Regions from separate parts of the Homo sapiens genome. Here region 2 is linked to region 1. The links are chromatin loops, found by intact Hi-C in ENCODE. Cell type or tissue: B cell. All regions are shown on one strand. Links, peaks and the distances in the headings refer to the core of each region. The heading gives the core; the rest is flanking DNA.

What was found. Peaks named below come from ENCODE experiments on the same cell type or tissue, not always from the same donor. Only the 100,000 strongest peaks of a DNase experiment are listed, where the experiment ranks them.
Region 2: it touches region 1 in a loop (11-fold over the local background); 11 of 110 quality-filtered maps call a loop at or near these places.

The regions. Positions count from the first base shown.
Region 1 is chr1:64,863,040-64,865,539 of GRCh38, forward strand. JAK1 (Janus kinase 1) reads right to left here. Exons shown (of 25, transcript NM_002227.4): 8 at 1,748-1,933. Among named protein-coding and RNA genes, the nearest start is that of JAK1, 100 kb to the right of the region's middle. In B cell, for the core only: no CTCF peak of the experiment used is centred there; DNase peaks (open chromatin) are centred at 1,242 and 2,224; H3K4me3 peaks cover 1,122 bases; H3K27ac peaks cover 1,888 bases.
Region 2 is chr1:65,038,451-65,044,768 of GRCh38, forward strand. It overlaps a transcript of JAK1 not described here. Among named protein-coding and RNA genes, the nearest start is that of MIR3671, 16 kb to the right of the region's middle. In B cell, for the core only: a CTCF peak has its summit at 3,236; a DNase peak (open chromatin) is centred at 3,171; H3K4me3 peaks cover 681 bases; H3K27ac peaks cover 1,369 bases.

The sequences.
Region 1 (2,500 bases), core at 1-2,500:
GCATATAACAGGGGGCCTAATACCCAGGATGCAGCATATAACACAGGGCCTAATACCCACGATGCAGCATATAACACGGGGCCTAATACCCAGGATGCAGCATATAACACGGGGCCTAATATCCAGGATGCAGCATATGACACGGGGCCTAATATCCAGGATGCAGCATATGACAGGGGGCCTAATATCCAGGATGCAGCATATGACACGGGGCCTAAAATCCAGGATGCAGCATATGACACGGGGCCTAATATCCAGGATGCAGCATATGACACGGGGCCTAATATCCAGGATGCAGCATATGACACGGGGCCTAATATCCAGGATGCAGCATATAACACGGGGCCTGATATCCAGGATGTGCTCCATCAACAGCACTTCTTCTTTTCTCCCTCCATTTCGCATCTTTCCATTAACATCCATCTGAGCTCTTCTACTTCTCCCTCTTCACTTTGTTTTTACTATATTTTTCTAATAAAATTAATGTAAGTTTTTTGTTTAAAAAAAAAGGAGGGGAGAATAAGAAAATTAAAACCACTCATAATGCCACCATAAATAAGTAGCTGTTAATATTTATTTTTCTAAGAGCATGTGTATATACATGCATACCTATTGATATTTTGAACAAAACTGGTCCCATTCTATAGGTAAAGTTTTATATCCTGCTTTTTCCCCTGACCTTTTTTCCAGGTCATTAAAAAATTCAGCAACCTGATTTTCTAATATTCTGCTTCTCAGGCAAATTGTGATTTATTTTCCTATTCTCCTATTATTGTATATTTAAGTTATTTTCAGAATTTTGACACTTTAATTACTACTGGAATGAATATTCTTATTCATAAACCATAACCTGCCTCTCACATTGTTTCTGGAAGATAGATTCATTCTCTAGATTCCTGAACAGAGGGATATATAAATATTTTCAAGGCTTTTAACAGGTTACCAAACTGTTTTCCAAAAGGTTATATCAGAAAGACAAGTTATTCTGAATACAAGAGAGTGACTGTCTGCCCTAAACCGTATCACCAGGCTCTTCCTCAGCACTGAGCGTTATCATTGTGACACAGTATCTGCCACATTTTGGCAGAATGTGGCCTTTCCTGGTGTTGGCTCCACTCACCTTAAGAGTGCTAGCTGTCTCACCAGCCGCTCTCTCTGCATGTTGTTGGCTGTGACTTCCCCTGACACAAACAGGTTTATTTTGGCAGAGTTCCCACTTCCTGCTTGTTTAGATTATGTCCTCAAGTGATACCAAAAAAGAGGAAGTGAGATTAAACACCCTTTCCTCTGTCCGAGAGTCACTGGGGTGTGCCTGACACCATATCGATGACTGCCACTGTGGCCGAGGCTCGCCTGAGGGCAACGTGGGGCTTCCTGCTTTGCACTTCAGCTCAGCAGAGAGGCCGTGCCAGAACCCTTGGGAGGAAACACTGACATTCGCTGGTTTTCTTTTCCTTCAAATCCACTAGCTTTGTGAATTAAATATTGATGCTGAGGTGTATTTGGGAGGGAAGCAAATCCTAAGGCAGATTCACATTTCTGAGACCAAAGAAAGGCACTGGAATGTATCGGTGTAACTTTAAAACACTGAGAATGCCTTGGTAATAGGAACTTTTTGGCTTCAATAAGAAAATCCTGTTTTCTCTTTAGGACAGGAACTCTGAAAATCATGTGCTGCAGAACGGAACTCAGCAATTCTCCCTCTCATCACCAGATCCAGACTTAAGAGCTTCTGGGACAAACTTACCATTTTCTTGTTGTCCTGCTTGTTAATGCTGACCACAGACTCCTTTATTACAATGTGAGTGATTTCAGGGAAGTAAGAAAAATTGTTCCACTCTTCCCGGATCTTGTTTTTCTCCTCATCCTTCTTGTGTTTATTTTCCAGTTTTTTCCGCTTCAGTTTATTTTTTTCCTTTTCAACAGAAACAACCTGATAAGATACATAAAAGGGACAGGGTTAAGTTGCTTTCTTCATTTTCTATTGGTAAAAGGTCAGTGCTGCTGGGAAACCTATGCAGGGCCTAGGTCCAAGGAAGAGAAAGCCAGCTCTTCTGGACTTGCAGGATTGGGGGAGTTGGCACCTGCAGGGTTAGGACCAAAGAACTGGGTTGTATCAGGGAATCCTGGGCTTTCATATCTGGAAGAGACCTTAATGAGCACACTGTCTAAACTATATAATACGCAATGTGCACGGAAACTCAGAAAGGGAAATCACTGCTCACTAGACATGCATCTACATTCAGGTCTCCTCACTTCCAGACTACTACACATGCTCTGACACAAACAGATAACATACTCTTCCCAGTTACCACTGAGCTGAACATGAGCTTTCTCCTATCACCAATCGTCTTGACTTTGTAACAGTACTCAAGTCGGGATTTTCCAGAGAAGACACGAATTTCATGCTTGAAATAATCTACACACTGAATAATATATATCTGCACAAGTGAAAATATTTTGTGTCGCATGAGCCCTGGAGACCAGAGATCTAGGTTAA
Region 2 (6,318 bases), core at 2,119-4,618, 180 kb after region 1:
GGCCTCCCAAAGTGCTAGAATTACAGGCGTGAGCCACCATGCCCAGCCATTCCATTTTGAAATTCTTAATACTTTTTTGAAGAAGGGGACCCACTTTTTCAGTTTGCACTGGGCCCCACAAATTATGTAGCCAGTCATGAAAATATTTCACATAACTTTTATGTCAAACCTCCCCATTCCTTTAGACATCTTTGTTTGTTTGTTTTGAGACAAGGTCTCACTCTGTCACCCAGGCTGGAGTGCATTGGCATGATCTTGGCTCACTGCAACCTCCGCCTCCCAGGTTCAAGCAATTCTCATGCCTCAGCCTCCTGAGTAGCTGGGATTACAGGTGCCCACCACCACACCCAGCTAATTTTTGTACTTTTAGTAGAGACGGGTTTTGCCATGTTGGCCACGCTGATCTCAAACTCCTGGCCTCAAGTGATCTGCCCACCTTGGCCTCCCAAAGTGCTGGGATTACAGGCGTGAGCCACCGCACCCAGTCTTGTGTGTGTGTGTGTGTGTGTGTGTTTGTGTGTGTTTGTGTAGAGACAGGATCTCGCTATGCTGCCTAGGTTGGTCTCAAACTCCTGGCCTCAAGCAATCCTCCTGCCTCAGCCTCCCAAAATGCTGGGATTACAGGCTTGAGCCGCCACACCCAGCCAGTACACACACACATACATATTAACCTCATCTGATAGTTTGAGATAATAGATGGGAAAGTGTTTTGAACAGTAAAAGTCCTATGAAAATGCAAGGGGGCCAGGTGTGCCACCACTGCCAACCTAGACATCCTTTTGACCATGCCAGTTGCTCTCTTTGTTCCCACAACTCACTACAGACTCTAGATATGATTGAGTCAGTGTGGAGTATAGAGATAACTCAAACAACCTTGTTATAAAAGTTCCTAGTATGTATGTTTTTAGTAATAGATAATGCTTATCCAATGTTTCCTATATGGCAGGCATTATGTTAAATACATTATATGTGTTATTTAGTCCTCACCACCATCTTTCTAGTTAAGAAACAGATTTATCTTCAGTTTACAGATAAGTAAACTGTGGCTTCGAGAGGTTACATCATTTGTAAGCTACTACAGTCAATAGGTGGCAGAAAGAAACTCAAACCCAGGTTTGACTGACTCTTTTACACTATATTCTACTATGGCTTCTCTCAAATTATTAGAGGTATTCACACTATTTGGGGACACTAAAGGCAACACACATTGAGCTGCGTACCAGTGGTGATCTTACTGTCAATGACTTTTGATCTAGGGTGATTCAGCAGGAAAGGTATTTTTGGATGCTGACTGAGCTTCTCCGACACAGCCATTGCCTTTTCCAGGGTTATGTGTTCTATTTGGTTCCTTCCTGAGGATTCCCCCCATTCCCCTAGGCTTAGCCTCTGTATTAGTTTCCAATAGCTGCTGTAAGAAACTACCACAAACTTAGTGTCTTAAAAACAACACAAGTTGTTTTTAAGGTCAAAAGTCTGAAATGCGAAGAGGCACAGTGGCTTACACCTGTAATCCCAGCACTTTGGGAGGCTGCAGCGGGTGGATCACCTGAGGTCAGGAGTTCAAGACCAGCCTGGCCAACATGGCAAAACCCTGTCTCTACAAAAAATATAAAAATTAGCCAGACATGGTGGTGGGCACCTATAATCCCAGCTACTCGGGAGGCTGAGGCAGGAGAATCCCTTGAAATTAGGAGGTGGAGGTTGTAGTGAGCCAAGATTGCCCCACCACACTCCAGCCTGGGCAACTAGAGCAAGACCCTGTCTCCAAAAAAAAAAAAAAGAAGTCTGAAATTGGGCCTCAAAGGGCTAACATCAAGGTGCTAGCACAGATGCTTTCCTTCTGGAGGCTCTGGAAAGAATCTGTTCCTTGACCTTTCTATCGTCTAGAGGCCACCTGCCTTCTGTGGCTCGAGGCCACTTCACTCCAGCCTGTGCTTCTGTCATCACATCTTCTCCGACTCTCCTGCTTCCCACTTGTAAGAACCCTGTGATTACCCTGACCCACCTGGGTAATCCATAGTAATCTCTCGACCTTACAATCGGGATGAGCAACCTTCATTCCATCTGCAACCAGAATTCCCTCTGGCATTTAACATAACGTGTTCTCAGGTTCCAGGGATCAGAATGTGGACCTTTATTCTACGGACCATTATTCTGTCCACAACAATCTCCCTACTCAGCCCTCACATACACACACATGCCCAGGTCCCCCTGTGCTCTGGATTTCAGGGCCTTCCCCATCCCACTCACCTACCCATAGTGGCGCTCTGGTTTTTCTGTATTCATTCAACAAACATTTATAGAACACCTATTATGTCCTAGGCATTTTGCGAGGGGCAAGGGATACCACGAAAAAAAACATAGTCCTGCTTTGAAGGACCTCACATTTCAGAGGAGCTGACAGAAAAATCATGAAACACAAGAAAACATGGCAAATATTGGGGTGGGGTAAAGGAAGCCCAGGAAGTGAAGTTTTTATATAGGACTTGGGGTCTGGGGAGGGCAGGGATATACAAAGATGTATATCATCGCTCCTGTTGCTATCACAGATCCATCATTTCAATGTAGTGGGTATCATCACGGAAAAAGAGGGCCTGCAATCTGGGCTCAGGATTTCCTGAAATGTCAAGTGCCCAAACTGATGGCAGGCAGAGCTGGACTGCTCAGAGACCACAAAGTGCAGGGACACCAGACCTCCTGAAGGCCTGGCTGTCGCACGGGTCGGAGCAGCCAGCAAGAGCTCCTTATTACCGTGGCGAGGAGACCGCGCCAAGTGGAAAAAGCTATTTACAGTGTTGAAGGGGGAAGGGCTCATCCCAGTGGGTGATTTTCTCATTTCCCCAGGCTGAACCTGACCTAAAACAAACTTTCATTTTCAAAGCTGAAAGGGGAAAACTTGCTACATACACAAAGATGGAGTTTTAGTTCCTCTGCATCTCAAATGTGGAGTCTGAGGAAAGAGCCAGTACCCCGTAAGCACTGGATGTTTTCTGTTTTAGATACTGTATCAGCCCAGGACCCTGGATATGCCTAGCGACCCACCTGTGCTCCAACCTGTGCTCTCTGTGTCGTCTCCTACCTGATGGCCTCTGTGTAACCCTTATCATAGCAAACACAGAAGCGATCATCTGATTCTGTATGTTCCTGTACACAGACATTTCACAGGAACCATGGGGCGCTAGTTTCCAGCTCTGTACTGAACTCTACTGTCTCCTTTCAGAAACACAAGCAAATACTTATACTATATATACATACAGTTGGTCCTCCCATCTGAAGATTCAACCAGCCATGGATCAAAAATATCTGGGCTGGGCACGGTGGCTCACGCCTGTAATCCCAGCACTTTGGGAGGCCAAGGTGGGTGGATCACCTGAGTTCAGGAGTTCTAGACCAGCCTGGCCAACATGGTAAAACCCCGTCTCTAGCAAAAATACAAAAAATTAGCCAGGCATGTTGGCAGATGCCTATAATCGCAGCTACTACTTGGGAGGCTGAGGCAGGAGAATCACTTGAATCCAGGAGGCGGAGGTTGCAGTGAGCAGAGATCTCACCACTGCACTCCAGCCTGGGCAAGAAGAGCAAAACTCTGTCTCAAAACAAAACAAAACAAAACAAAAAAATCTGGAAAAGAAAAACAAAACAAAAAAACCCTCAAAACAGAAAACACTATAAGAATAAAAAATAACGAATTTTAAAGCAGTACAGTATAACAACTATTTACATAGCATTTACATTGTATTAGGTATTAGAGGCAGTCTAGAGATGATTGAAAGTATACGAGAGGATGTGCATGGGGTAAATGCAAATATTATCCCGTTTATTATCAGGAACTTCAGCTTCCATAGATTTTGCTACCTGAGGGAATCCTGAACCAATCTCCCTCAGATACTGAAGGACAACTGTATATACTTTTCATTTTCTTAGTCTTAGTTATGAAAAACCAGGCACTCTTATTTAACACACACACACACACACACACACACACACAAACACACCCCAGAAATTTCTTTTTACAGTTGCTCATACACAAAAAGCATAGAGAAGACTGAATTCATGTTACATCAGGTGACTTGGTGAAATAACTGGTGTTTCATATAGGGCTTTAGAGTTGGCCGAAGGTTGTCCTGGCCACTGAATTTTCTCCTTATAACAACCTTATGGAATAGCTGTCTTTGATGCGGGTCCAGTAAGTACTAGGTACCTGTCAAATCCAGAGTCCTCTTCTGAGAGCACTGACTCAACGGGGACTTTTCATTTTTTACTATGTTTGATAAAATAACTTCTGTTCTTGGTCTACAGAGAACTAAACTGAGGATGAGTTCAACTCTCTGCTTTTCTGCTTTTAGTCCCTATCTGCTAGGTGGTCATCAGCCTCAGCCAGAACACCTCTATCGCATGGGCATCACCTCCAAGGCAAGCTCCGGCTTCAGTTTGTTCTGACTGATGGCCAGAGAGAGAAGTGTAAAGATTCTCCTAGTGCTTCTGCAAGAGAACCACAGAGAGGAAAACACCTTTCAAGGAGTTTGGTGTGGGCCCATTACAGGTTCTCTATGTTGGAAATGACAAACCAACCCAATCAGATCCTTTCTGCAGGACAATATGAATGACAGGTGGTCTCAGAAAAAGTAGATCATGGAATCTAATGTTTTTCACTCAAAACAGTGCATGAGACCTGCTGTTTATCCCAATCGCAGAAATATGAGGACTTGGAGTTACTCTGTGACTAAAGAAGACATGGTATTGCATCTTTGTAATTAGCCTCCATTAATAAGGGGAATATAATATAAAGTCCTAATTTTTATGCCTATTCTAAAGGTGAGGAGATGGAGTCTCAGAGATATGAAGTAATCCACAAGGTCTCCTAGCTAGGAAGTGGCACCTACTTTCAATAACCTTGGTTACAGATTTTCATTAATAATAAAACAAACTCAATAGAAAAACTTTTTTAAATGTATAGACTTCAGATAATAAAAACAAAAACCTATACCACAATTTGGATGAATCTCCAGGGAGTTATTCTACATTGAAAAAAAGCCAATTCCAAAATGTTACATAGCATATGATTATATATATATATAGTTTGTTTTTGTTTTTTGTTTTTGAGACAAAGTCTTGCTCTGTTGCCCAGGCTGGACTGGAGTGGCATAATCTTGGCTCACTGCAACCTCTGCCTCCCAGACTCAAGTGATTCTCCCACCTCAGCCTCCTGAGTAGCTGGGACTACAGGCATGCACCACCACACCTGGCTAATTTTTTTTTTTTTTTTTTTTTTTTTGCTTGTTTGTTTGTTTAGATGGAGTCTCCCTCTGTTGCCCAGGCTGGAGTGCAGTGGCACAATCGCAGCTCACTGCAACCTCCGCCTCCTGGAGTCAACAATTCTCCTGCCTCAGCCTCCCAAGTAGCTGGGATTACAGGGGCCCACCACCACACCTGGCTAATTTTTGTATTTTTAATAAAGATAGGGTTTCACCATGTTGGCCAGGCTGGTCTCGAACTCCTGACCTCAAGTGATCCACCCGCCTTGGCCTCCAAAAGTGCTGGGATTACAGACGTGAGTCACCGCACCTGGCTGAATTTTTGTATTTTTTAAGAGATGAGGTTACACTGTGTTGGCCAGGCTGGTCTCAAACTCCTGACCCCAGGTAATCCACCTGCCTCGGCCTCCCAAAATGCTGGGATTACAGGTGTAAACCACTGTGCCCAGCCCTATTTACGTAACATTTTTGAAAGGACATAATTTTAGAAAGCAAGGATAGACTAGTGGTTGGCAAAGGTTAGAGATATGGATGGGGCTGGGTTTGGAGGCTCAGCAGGCTGGGACCCTGAACTGGTGATGTGGAGATGGTTGTTTCTGCTTTTTGGCAAAGTGCAGAGTGAGCTTTAGGTCAGATGTTTTTCAGTGAGCCCATCACAGGAAATCCTTGGCTTTCAGGACAATTTCTGAGCTTATTGTCTACCTTAGAGAAAGTAAATGAAGTTGCAAGTTTTTCAAATGGGTTAGTGTGACATTAGGATTAATACCTACGTACCTGCCTGTAGAAAAAGAATGCTTATGGCAGCTTGGTGCTGTAGAGAGTCAACGTGACTTTTAAGTGAAGGTGAAGATTGATGACAATCTGCAAACCACTGCACCTGTGTGGTGGAAAGTCAGGGTGACCAGATGGCTTGGGAAGTGGAGCCTGAAAGAGTAGTTCCAATTTGGTCTTGTTGTTTTTGCTGAGCTGGTGGCTGTTTGTAGCCAACAGGCCAACGGCAAGGGGAGAGATGTACACGCAGTTTGGGCGGCAGTACAAGAGAGGAGTGAAGCAAAAGAGGACA